Regions from separate parts of the Mus musculus genome. Here region 2 is linked to region 1. A link is a loop called in an ENCODE intact Hi-C map of the cell type or tissue named here. Cell type or tissue: heart. All regions are shown on one strand. Links, peaks and the distances in the headings refer to the core of each region. The heading gives the core; the rest is flanking DNA.

Evidence for each region. Hi-C counts contacts between places; a loop is a spot of excess contacts. Peaks named below come from ENCODE experiments on the same cell type or tissue, not always from the same donor. Only the 100,000 strongest peaks of a DNase experiment are listed, where the experiment ranks them.
Region 2: it touches region 1 in a loop (2.0-fold over the local background); 1 of 42 quality-filtered maps calls a loop at or near these places.

The regions. Positions count from the first base shown.
Region 1 is chr9:56,039,601-56,044,979 of GRCm38, reverse strand. Rcn2 (reticulocalbin 2) reads right to left here and starts at 3,135. Exons shown (of 7, transcript NM_011992.2): 1 at 2,776-3,135; 2 at 2,300-2,405. The coding sequence starts at 2,928. In heart, for the core only: a CTCF peak has its summit at 3,176; a DNase peak (open chromatin) is centred at 3,139; H3K4me3 peaks cover 2,150 bases; H3K27ac peaks cover 1,587 bases.
Region 2 is chr9:56,546,989-56,552,367 of GRCm38, reverse strand. No RefSeq gene overlaps it. Among named protein-coding and RNA genes, the nearest start is that of Gm31529, 31 kb to the left of the region's middle. In heart, for the core only: a CTCF peak has its summit at 2,442; DNase peaks (open chromatin) are centred at 547, 2,417, 4,617 and 4,947; H3K27ac peaks cover 1,144 bases.

The DNA.
Region 1 (5,379 bases), core at 69-5,068:
GGGAGAGCTGGCAGAGTGGAAGAGTCCAAGGATGTTGGAATTATCATGTCTCTTAAGAAGCATACAATTTTGAATGCTTTAGAAAAAAATTATTTATAAAAGGTTAAAGTTTTTCTTTAACTTATGAGTTGAATAAAAAATATATATGTACATATATATTTTATATACACATACAGTGTGTGCTTTTTAAAAAATTTTTTTTTTTTTTAAGACAAGGTCTCGCTATGTACCTGAACTTTTTACATAGATCAGACTGGCCTCAAACTTAGAATCCTCCTGCCTCTGCCTTTCAAGAGTTGGGACTGATTGCAGTTGGGCCCACCACACCTTAATCAAGATGTGTTAGCAGACATGGTTTAAATCGTGAACAGTAGTCAAGCCCCTGAAGGCAGAGAAATACTGCTCTAGTATAGTTCTGTTAAGCATCATTGCATGTGGAAGAAATTTCAACAAAGTAGTAATGATAATTTCTGTCCTTCTTGTATAACTGCCGGTATTCTCTTGGTGCCTGAAGGCATAGAGAACAAGTTCAAAAATTTCAAATGCCCCTTTTCAGATTCATGATTTCTTCGTAGAGGCAATTATTACACTGCATTATAGAAGATAGGTAAGGAGGTTACAACGAATATTTGCAAGAAGAGCATGAGTGTACAGCACTTGGCTTAAAGGTAATGTGCATCAAGAGACTAAAGACCGCTGCTTCTCTGCTGGCTTATAAAGGCTCAGGTACATAGACACGCACAGATGATTTCTACTTCCCACTCCAAGACCCTAATATTTATTATGCAACCATCCATTGACCCAACTTATAATCATCACTATTTCAGTTAATAAAACTGAGGTTCAGAAAGGCCCAAGGTTTCACAGCTAAGAGTCTATAGACCCTCACCTGCTTTTGGCTTCAGAGCTCTAACAATGGTGTTTTGTTACCTCTTGAGAACGTCTACTATTTTTAAAGTTGTGGGTCTCTCCTTATTGCCCAAGCTGGTCTGCGTTTTTTGGTTTAAGTGTGCCTCAGGGCCTTTGGGCCCAGCTTTAGACTCCAAGCTCTGGCCCTCAAAACTCAAATCAGTAACGTTCTCTTAAGGGTCCTCCAGAGGTTTGTGTTTCCTTAAGCACAACGAGTGTTTCTTCTACCTTAAAGGACTTAGTGGAGCCTAGTAGGAAGCAGAATGTATCAGGGACCAGAAGCACAGGCTCACATTGCAGCTTGGCCCTAAACCATAGCTTACCTTTCAAACTCTTTACCTATAAAATGAAGATCAGACTATTTAAGCACATCTAGACCCCAACAAGTACTAAAGTCTTCTAGATCAACTCCATTTGTAAACAAGGCAGACCACTATCCTTCTATTAGCTTAGAGATTTCATCATGGTTTAACAGGAACAAGCCTGAGGGCACCAATGTGACTATTTATTGACAGCATTTCCCTGTTCCGTAACTTCATTATCTGGATGCTGACCAACACTAAAAGGAGAGACACCACAAACAGCTTGCTGTCACAAGGACAGATTCTGAACCTTCAAAAGATCAACCCAGAATACCTGATAGTATAGGTAGAATTCTGATAGATTCAAGGTTCACTTGAGGAAGAAATTGCTAGTAATTTATTTAGAATATTCTTTTACACTGTACGTTCCATTTCTGCCTAAGAACATACCTAAGAGCACTCTTTTGTTGTTTGTTTTGAATGAAGAACATTAAAAATTGAATTAAGGCTAAGAGCTGAATTCCACTCCTGGGTTTGCCATTTATTTAAAAATAAGGTTTTCCCTCCTGAATGTGACTTTCTTCAACTCTATGAAGAGATAGATAAGCTGGTTCTAAGTCCCCATTAGCACCATTTTTTTTAATGTTTCGATATAATTCACATTTGATGGGATGTTTCTATTTGCTAATTGTTATAATAAACTAATAAAAGCAGATTCTTAAAATTCCTACATACTGAAGGAATGTTGTATCATGTGATGTGCTAAGAAAGGTTTGGGCAAGTGTCTCTAAAATGAACCATACTATGGACAATGAGAAAAGTGATGTGAGGAAGAGTCTGTCTCAAGGTATGACTGGCAAACTTATTCTCTTAGGGCCAGTAACATTTACATACCATCAAAGCACTGATTTTACTTGTAGCCCACCTTCCAGGCATAAGAACTATTTTCCATATCACAGTTACTTTTAGCTTGTTAGAACACCAGCAATCTACTAGAATTCAATAGACAACAGTTTTTTTTTTTTAAATGTACATTAATTTCCTACAAAGGGCTTTCTCCATTGTTGGTGGTGCAAGTCAGTCCTTACTTTCAGTAAGAAAGCCATCAGAGTCCGAGTCAATTTTCTTTATGATCGACTGCAATCGTCTTTGCTGCTCTTCGTGGCCAAGTTTAACATACTCATCGACGTCTTCCTTTTGGGAGGGAAACCACACACAGGAGAATCAAGCATTACAATCAGTGGGGCGTGATGGTGGAAGGAAACAGAGCTACCACATGCCTCATTTGCCCCAGTGGTTTCAGGATGACCCACACTTCTCTTCAATACGCCCCCACTACCACTCTAAGTAATCCTGTCCCTGGATCCAGGAATAGAAAGAATCTTGTTCTGGAACTGCAACAGTACCACCAGCTTTACAGGCCTCAGGGTCTCCTAGAGCGAAAGCTGAGCCCCGCCCGGACCCCATTGTCAGGCCGCTCTTGCTAAGGCCTCTCTCTCTGGTCGTCCCGCTTTGTCACAGGACAAAGCCCATGGCGATGCGGTACCCAGCCTGGTATCCTCACCTGGACACCCAGCAGCGCTTCGCGGTCGTAGTCCGCCCGGTGCTCGCCCTGCGGGTAGTGCAGTTCCTCCGCCTTGCTGGCGCCAGCCACCGCGGCGTACAGCAGCAGCGGCAGCAGCAGTCCTAGCGCCGCGGGCCTTGGGCCCAGCCGCATCGCGCCCGCTCGGCGAGGACGCAGAAAGCCGCGAGGAGGGAGGCAGGCGGAGCCGGGGCTTGGCAGCCTTGCTTCACGGGCAGCCACAGAGGGGCGGCGCTGCATGTGGGGGGCGGGGGTCGTCAGTGGCGGCGGTGGCCGGGGCTCCACACCCCAGCCTGAAGTCTGTCGACTACTGCGTTGCTGAGGCCCGCCAGGCCCTGCCTTATATGGCCGCGGGGGCGGAGGCGGGTCCAGAGCGCTATACCTGTTGCTGATTGGGTCGTGCTACCCTGGGGGCGGGACCTTGCTATTGCCTCCTACTAGAATCTGCAGGCGAGCCAGCTGCTGGGGCCACGGGACCCCTGCGGGCCCCTTCACCTTTGCCGCCGTACCCTTGAGAAGATAGCCCCAATTCCACAGCACTTTGCCTTTTCCTTTCAGTCTCATTCATGGCGGGAAGTTCTTTGGCCATTCTGTGAGTCTGTCCTGGCTTCCATCAGTGGGAGAGAGAGCCTGGAGATTTTGGTGCAAAACAGCACAGTATTATATCTCAAAGAAATCAGAACAGACCAGCAGTATCCATTTCCCAGGCTTCAGTGTGCCTTAGTTAATTTCTCCACAGCAGGAAATACAGTATCAGGAATTGCAGCCAAATGTTTGCATCTGATGTTCAATTCATATGACCTGGTTAAAGTATTGGGCCCTTAACCTCTTTGAGCTTTTATAAAATAGGCAACATTTTTTTCTTTTCTGTTTTTTTTTAAAGGAGACATTTAAATAGTTGTAAAACACGAATTAAATAATGTAATTTCATCCATGGGGGTGTGGGAAAGGATAGTTGTATAGAAAAATAGAAAAGGACTTTTTTTTTTTTTTTTTTGAGGGAGGATGTTGTCTTTCACATCTCATAACTATTGGATTGAGAGCAGGAATCCTGTTCCAAACTGAAAACTGTGTGGGTATGATTACAAAAATTTCTTGGGCCAGACTGGAATTTTTTTTATTAGATATTTTCTTCATTTACATTTCAAATGCTATCCCAAAAGTCCCCTATACCCTCCTCCCCCCGCCGCTACCCTACCCACTCACTCCCACTTCTTGGCCCTGACTTTCCCCTGTACTGGGGCATATAAAGTTTGCTAGACCAAGGGGCCTCTCTTCCCAATGATGGCCAACTAGGCCATCTTCTGCTACATATGCAGCTAGAGACACAAGCTCTGGGGGGTACTGGTTACTTCATATTGTTGTTCCACCTATAGAGTTGCAGACCCCTTCAGCTCCTTGGGTACTTTCTCTAGCTCCTACATTGGGGGCCCTGTGGTCCATCCTATAGATGACTGTGAGCATCCACTTCTGTATTTGCCAGGCACTGGCAAAGCCCCACAGGAGACAGCTATATCAGGGTCCTTTCAGCAAAATCCCTCTGGCATATGCAATAGTGTCTGCGTTTGGTGGCTGATTATGGGATGGATCCCCGGGTGGGGCAGTCTCTGGATGGTCCATCCTTTCATCTTAGCCCCAAACTTTGTCTCTGCAACTTCTTCCATGGATATTTTATTCCTTATTCTAGGGAGAAATGAAGTATCCACGAGTTGGTCTTCCTTCTTGATTTTCTTGTGTTTTGGAAGTTGTATCTTGGGTATTCTAGGTTTCTGGGATAACATCCACTTATCAGTGAGTGCATATTAAGTGACTTCTTTTGTGATTGGGTTACCTCACTCAGGATGATATTCTTCAGATACACCCATTTGCCCAAGAATTTCATAAATTAATTGTTTTTAATAGCTGAGTAGTACTCCATTGTGTAGATGTACCACATTTTCTGTATCCATTCCTCTATTGAGGGACATCTGGGTTCTTTCCAGCTTCTGGCTATTATAAATAGGACTGTTATGAACACAGTGGAGCATGTGTCCTTATTACCAGTTGGAACATCTTCTGGATATATGCCCAGGAGAGGTATTGCTGGATCCTCCGGTAGTACTATGTCCAGTTTTCTGAGGAACCGCCAGATTGATTTCCAGAGTGGTTGTACAAGCTTGCAATCCCACCAGCAATGGAGGAGTGTTCCTCTTTCTCCACATCCTCGCCAGCATCTGTTATCACCTGAATTTTTGATCCTAGACAGTCTGACTGATGTGAGGTGGAATCTCAGGGTTGTTTTGATTTGCATTTCCCTGATGATTAAGGATGTTGAACATTTTTTCAAGTGCTTCTCAGCCCTTCAGTATTCCTCGGTTGAGAATTCTTTGTTTAGCTCTGTACCCCATTTTTAATGGGGTTATTTGAATTTCTGGAGTTCAGCTTCTTGAGCTCTTTGTATATATTGGATATTAGTCCCCTATCAGATTTAGGATTGGTAAAAATCCTTTCCCAATCTGTTGGTGGCCTTTTTGCCTTATTGACAGAATCTTTTGCCCTACAGAAGCTTTGCAATTTTATGAGGTCCTGTTTGTCGATTCTTGATCT
Region 2 (5,379 bases), core at 96-5,095, 510 kb before region 1:
GCTATGTCCTGCTATGTCTCCCTGCTCCCAGCCTTGGGCTTACCCTGAAGTTGATGATGTCATTTTCTCCAAGAGCCTCTCCCTAAGCTGTCCTCTCTGCGACTCATCTGGGAGGCGAGAGAGTAGAGAAAGAAGGGACTGTGGAGACAGGAAGAGAAAAAAAAACCCAAAACAAAAAACTATGGCTGAAAGGGACAGCCAGGCATGTGAGGGCTGCCTGTCTTAATGCCCTGAGCCATACCAGCACCATCCTCATTAGATAGCCTCTTCTTGCATACCTCCTGGCCGGGGAACTCTCTTATCTCTGGAGTCAACCGCCTTCTCTCTAGTTGCTGACTCTGTGCCTGGGTGTGCAGAGAGCCCCACTTGCAAGTCTAGGACACCCCTCGTGCCTCCAGCACTAGTCTTCAGCTACCTTAGTTCCAAGTCAGCCAGGCAGGTAGAGTACTGACCGTGGTCATCAGTTGCTTAGCAAACTGGGAAGATCAGAGAGCTTCGCTGGTCACTAAGCTGGCACATGATCTTCTGGGAGAGTTCTGGGTCTGGGCACTGGCTCTGAGGTTGGGGGAAGGGAGGAAGAAAGCAGAGGTCCAGAAAGAGGGAGGAGGGAAGAGGATCAGGCTGAAACTCGGTTGCTAGGGGCAACAGCATTACATCCTGAGGAGGAACCAGATGCTGAGGAGGGCAGCAGATCCAAGCCCGGCAGGCTTGGGGGTGAAAGGGGGAGCACACAGCCAGGAACCCAGGAAGAGGGTGGGACACGCGTAGGGTGTGTGTGTTGTGGGGGGCGGTTGGTGTGGTAAAGGAGGGTTATGCTACATGGGGTATGTGTGTGGTGTGGTGTGGTGATAGGGAAAGAGTATGGTATATGGTGGGGGAGTGGTGTGGTGTGTGTGTGTGTGTGTGTGTGTGTGTGTGTGTGTATGGTATTTTGGGGGGTGTTGTTATGTGAGGGGTTGTGGGAGGGTAGTGCGTGGTATGTGTATGCATTCTCATGTGTGTCTAGCCAGGCAGTGGTAGTGCATGCCTTTAATCCCAGCACTTGGGAGGAGAGGCAGGCAGATTTCTGAGTTCGAGGCCAGCCTGGTCTACAGAGTGAGTTCCATGACAGCCAGGGCTATACAGAAAAATCTTGTCTCGAAAAACCAAAAAAGAAAAGAAAAAAAGAAAAAGAAAAAGAAGAAGTGTGTGTGTGTGTGTGTGTGTGTGTGTGTGTGTGTGTGTGTATGATGAGGAGGGAGGGGTATGGTATATGGGGTACATGTGTGGGGTGGTGGTAGGGAAGGGGTATGGCATTTTGTGCAGAGGGGTGGTATGGTATGGTGTGTGTGTGTGTATGATATTTGTGTGAGTGTTGTGGTGTGAGGGGTTGTGGGAGGGTGGTATGTAGTGTGTGTGTGTGTGTGTGTGTGTATGTTATGGTATAGGTATATGGTGTGTGTGTGTGTGTGTGTGTGTGTGTGTGTGTGTGTGTGTGTGACTTAGGGCAGGTATTTCCACAGCTGATCTCACTTTCAGGTCCACAATGCCTATGGGTCTTTAGAATTCAAGAGCTTTCTGAGGAGCTGGGGCTGAAGAATCATGCTTGACACAGCACAGGGCCATATGGGACTCCAGCCTGGGCCCCAGCAAGTCAGCTGTCCTACCTGCTAGGATCCAGGAAAGGACAGAGTTGTGAAGAGAGACTTAGGGGACACAAACCAAAGGCTAGTCCTCTGAGGGTTTGGTCATGCCCCTACCTTTCCCACTTCAGTCTCTGTTATCTATAGAACTATGCAAACAATCTTGTCTTTTATTACAACACTTAAGTCATATACAGGGAAGGGTCTCTTGTTAAGAGACTTTCCCCCCTGGTGGTTGCTACAAAGCAGAGAGGGACAGATGCTACCATCTTCCAGGTCTGCAAACCAAGGCTTAGAGACAGCTGGCTAAGTGGGGGAGGGGGAAGCAAGGAACTGAATACAGAGGTGTAAGACACACCTCGCTGCTGTCACCAGAAGCTGCCTCACCCAAGTCCCCACCATCCTATGGCCAGCCCCTGAGCGGCAGAGCTTGCTCTACCTCACCTGCCTGACCCTCTGACCAGACAAAGTCACCCCTCCCCTCCCCCAAGCCCTTGAGTCTCCATCCCACATCTGGTTAATGCTAGGTCCCCAGCACTGCCCGCAGACGCATCTGTTTGCTTCCTGCCTCTTTCCTAGTCGCTACACCCCAAAATGAGGCAGGGTAGACAATGCCCCTGTCCCTGTGCTCATGGATCCCACAGGTCAGGCATTTGGACAAGTCCCAGAAGGGACAGTTTATTCTCCTGTGTGACATCTGGGGCCTCGGTGCCTGTGGTCAAGATCATGCAGAAACTTGTCCATACACTCAAACGGGCTGGGTTTCCCCCAGAAAACCTGCCGAGGAGCTTCTGAGCCGGCCCAGACTTCCTCTAGTAGGCGTTTACACGCTGGGCTCCAAGACAAGTGTTCCAGATAGAGCAGAAGTCATAACGCATTGACAGCCTGATCTCAGAAATCCCATGTGACACCTCTGCTGCTGACCCATACAATTCAAGAGAGATACAGACCTGGGAGTGTCCAGGAAAATGGAAGAAGGGCCCACGGTTGAAGAGCCTATGGGAATAGGGGCAGGGGCAGGGGTTGTGGCCCTGTTTTCTTTGACTACCACATTCATTTTCTGTCACCTCTGGAGCCAGACATTGCCCTGCATCCTACAGCAACCTTGCGTAGAGTGACAGCTGTTGTTCCCACATCCTAAGCGGCCTCTCGGGCTCCTTGTCTCCCTCAGTCTTCTCGCACACAAGCCCCATGACCACCCATTAGCCTTTGCTTCCCAAGGTGCTCTGTTACTTGCTGGGAACTCTGGAGCTTGGTGTTTGCAGAAATCCCACACCAGTCCCTTTCTGATACCTGCAGTCAGTACCTCCCACCCTGGCATTCTCCAGGGGACCAGGCACCTTCTTCCACCTGCCAGGTGATTTCCCTTTCCACCAGCCTAGGCCACACCAGGTCCCTCTTCTGTCTTTGAGGACCACACAACCACCCCACACTCAAGCCCGAGTGCCCAGACCCTCCCAGCATAAGCCCAAGCCAAGCCCTCCTCTCTTCTTGGCTGCCCTAGATGCTAGTTGTTGGTATTCCTTCTAGGCTCCACCCCACAGTTACCTGGCAACAGGCAGGTATGCCTGACTCACTATAAAAGGGGCTGCTTGGCCCCTCCTCACTCTCTTGCTCTTCTTACTCCCTTCCTCTCTTTCCCCTCTGTCCCTTCTCTTCCCATTTCCCTTCTCTCTCTCTCTCTCTCTCTCTCTCTCTCTCTCTCTCTCTCTCTCTCTCTCTCTCTCTCTCTCTCCCCTTCCCATGCCCTGAATAAACTCTATTTTATATTATACCCTGTGTCCCTGGTCTCTAAGGGGAAAGGGGTGCCTCAGCATGGGCCGGCCGAGGCACCCCCTTCCTCCACACCATCCCAGCTCCTCCACCAAACCTATCCCTGGCTTCTTTTTCTTTTTTTATAAAACACAACACTAATGACTGTCCGCATCCTGTAGGTACCACACCCCCCACACACACACACCCACCCCCCGCCCTAGAAGGCCATTTCCCCAAGTGCGAACTTCAAGTGAAGAAACCTGACCTTGCCTCTGCCGCCTGAGTTCTTGCTGTGCAGCCCTGTGAACCCCGTCCTCCTCACACCTGTGCTCGGGGTTCCAACCCCTCTAAATCTTGAAACTGTTCCACAGGACAGGGACACCTTTCCCTGACCTCATGGAACTGACATCTAAGTTTTCCTCTGGCAAAGGGTGCATTCTTTCTCTCACTATCCAACGAGGTAACCACTGGCCATTTAAAAGAGTGACTGCACGAATGAAGCACGTGTGTGTGTGTGTGTGTGTGTGTGTGTGTGTGTGTGTGTGTGTCTGTTTGTATACATGTGTAAAGGCCAGAGGTCAACATCAAGTAAGCATCTTCATCTATTGCTTTTCACTTGGTTTTTTGAGACAGGGTCTCCCACTGAACCCTGAACTCACCAATTCAACTGGACAGGCTGGCCAGTAAACCCCATACATCCCCTCTCCGCCTCTCCAGCGCTGAGAGTGCACATTCACACTGCTGAGCCTGTGGGTTTTATTTACATGGATGCTGGGGGTTGAACTCAGGTCTCCACGCTTGCCTTTCAAGCAGTTTAGATCCGCCTCCCTAGCCTGAGAAACTGAATTTGAAGTTGGTTTCATTAATTTGAACGTAAATAGATACTCATGGTTGGTGGTTGCTACATTAGATTGTGCCGCTCTGTGAGGAGTCATTTCTTCCGGGAAGCCCTCCCTGAGCTACCAAGGCTGGGGTAGAAGCCCCCCTTCCAAAGTGCACTAACTCCCCACTGGCCCATGGGTTCAGTCTCACAGAATAGATGCATTTTCCTGACTCAGATCTAGGCCCAGACCTTCTTCTATCTAAGTGTGGGTGTGCACGCGGGTATACAGGGAGTTTGCTAGTAGGCACGTGTATGCACCCCTTTGACTTTGGCAGGACCTGTGTGGTCTCTGGCCAGCTAAGAATCACGTTCTCCCACACAGATGCTGGCTCTCTGGGCAGGACCGGAAACGTGCCTCTGAATTGGCCTTTGTGAAAATTAAACCCTGTTTTCACTCTAGTCTCTCAGAGGCTTCATCAGCAATGCAGATGGAGCCTCACAGAATCCCAGCAGACAGCTTCCAGTTTTTTTGTGGGGACCACCTGCGCGTCCACACTGTGTACAAACAGCCCCCTGGGCAAGCCCAAAGGATTGCCATTTAGATGACCTCCTAAGGCAAAGACTTGGCCTGGGCTTGTGACATTCTTGAGCTGGGGTGTTGCATTTCTTCTGGAGAGAGGCAGAAACAGGCCTGGATTCTCTCCCTGCTCAGTTCCCTGCCTACTGCACTGTGGTTCTGGGAGGGGCTCTTCCACCCAGCCATCTCACAGCCCAGTGGAAGGTTCTGGGCTCGAGGGAGGAGCAGGCATGAACCCCACCCTTTGGAGATTCCTGGCAAGAGGGGACTGCTTGCCTTTGCCAGTTCCCAGACATTTCCTTGAAAAATAAAACTGGTGTGGTGACTAAAAGGAAAATGTCCCCCACCCTACCCCCTCCCCCAAATCTCAGGCATTTGAAACTTTGGTCCCCAGTGGGTACAGATGTTTAGGAAGATTCAGGTGCTGCCTCGATGGAGGAAATACATCATGGTGTGGGGGGATTGGCTTTGAGATTAAAAGCCTTGTACCACTTCTGGGAGACTCTGCTTCCTGCATATGGTTGAGATGTGAGCTCCCAGTTTCCTACTCCGGCCACCAAGGCTGCTGCTTATTGCTTTGATTCAAGCTTTGAAGGGCAATG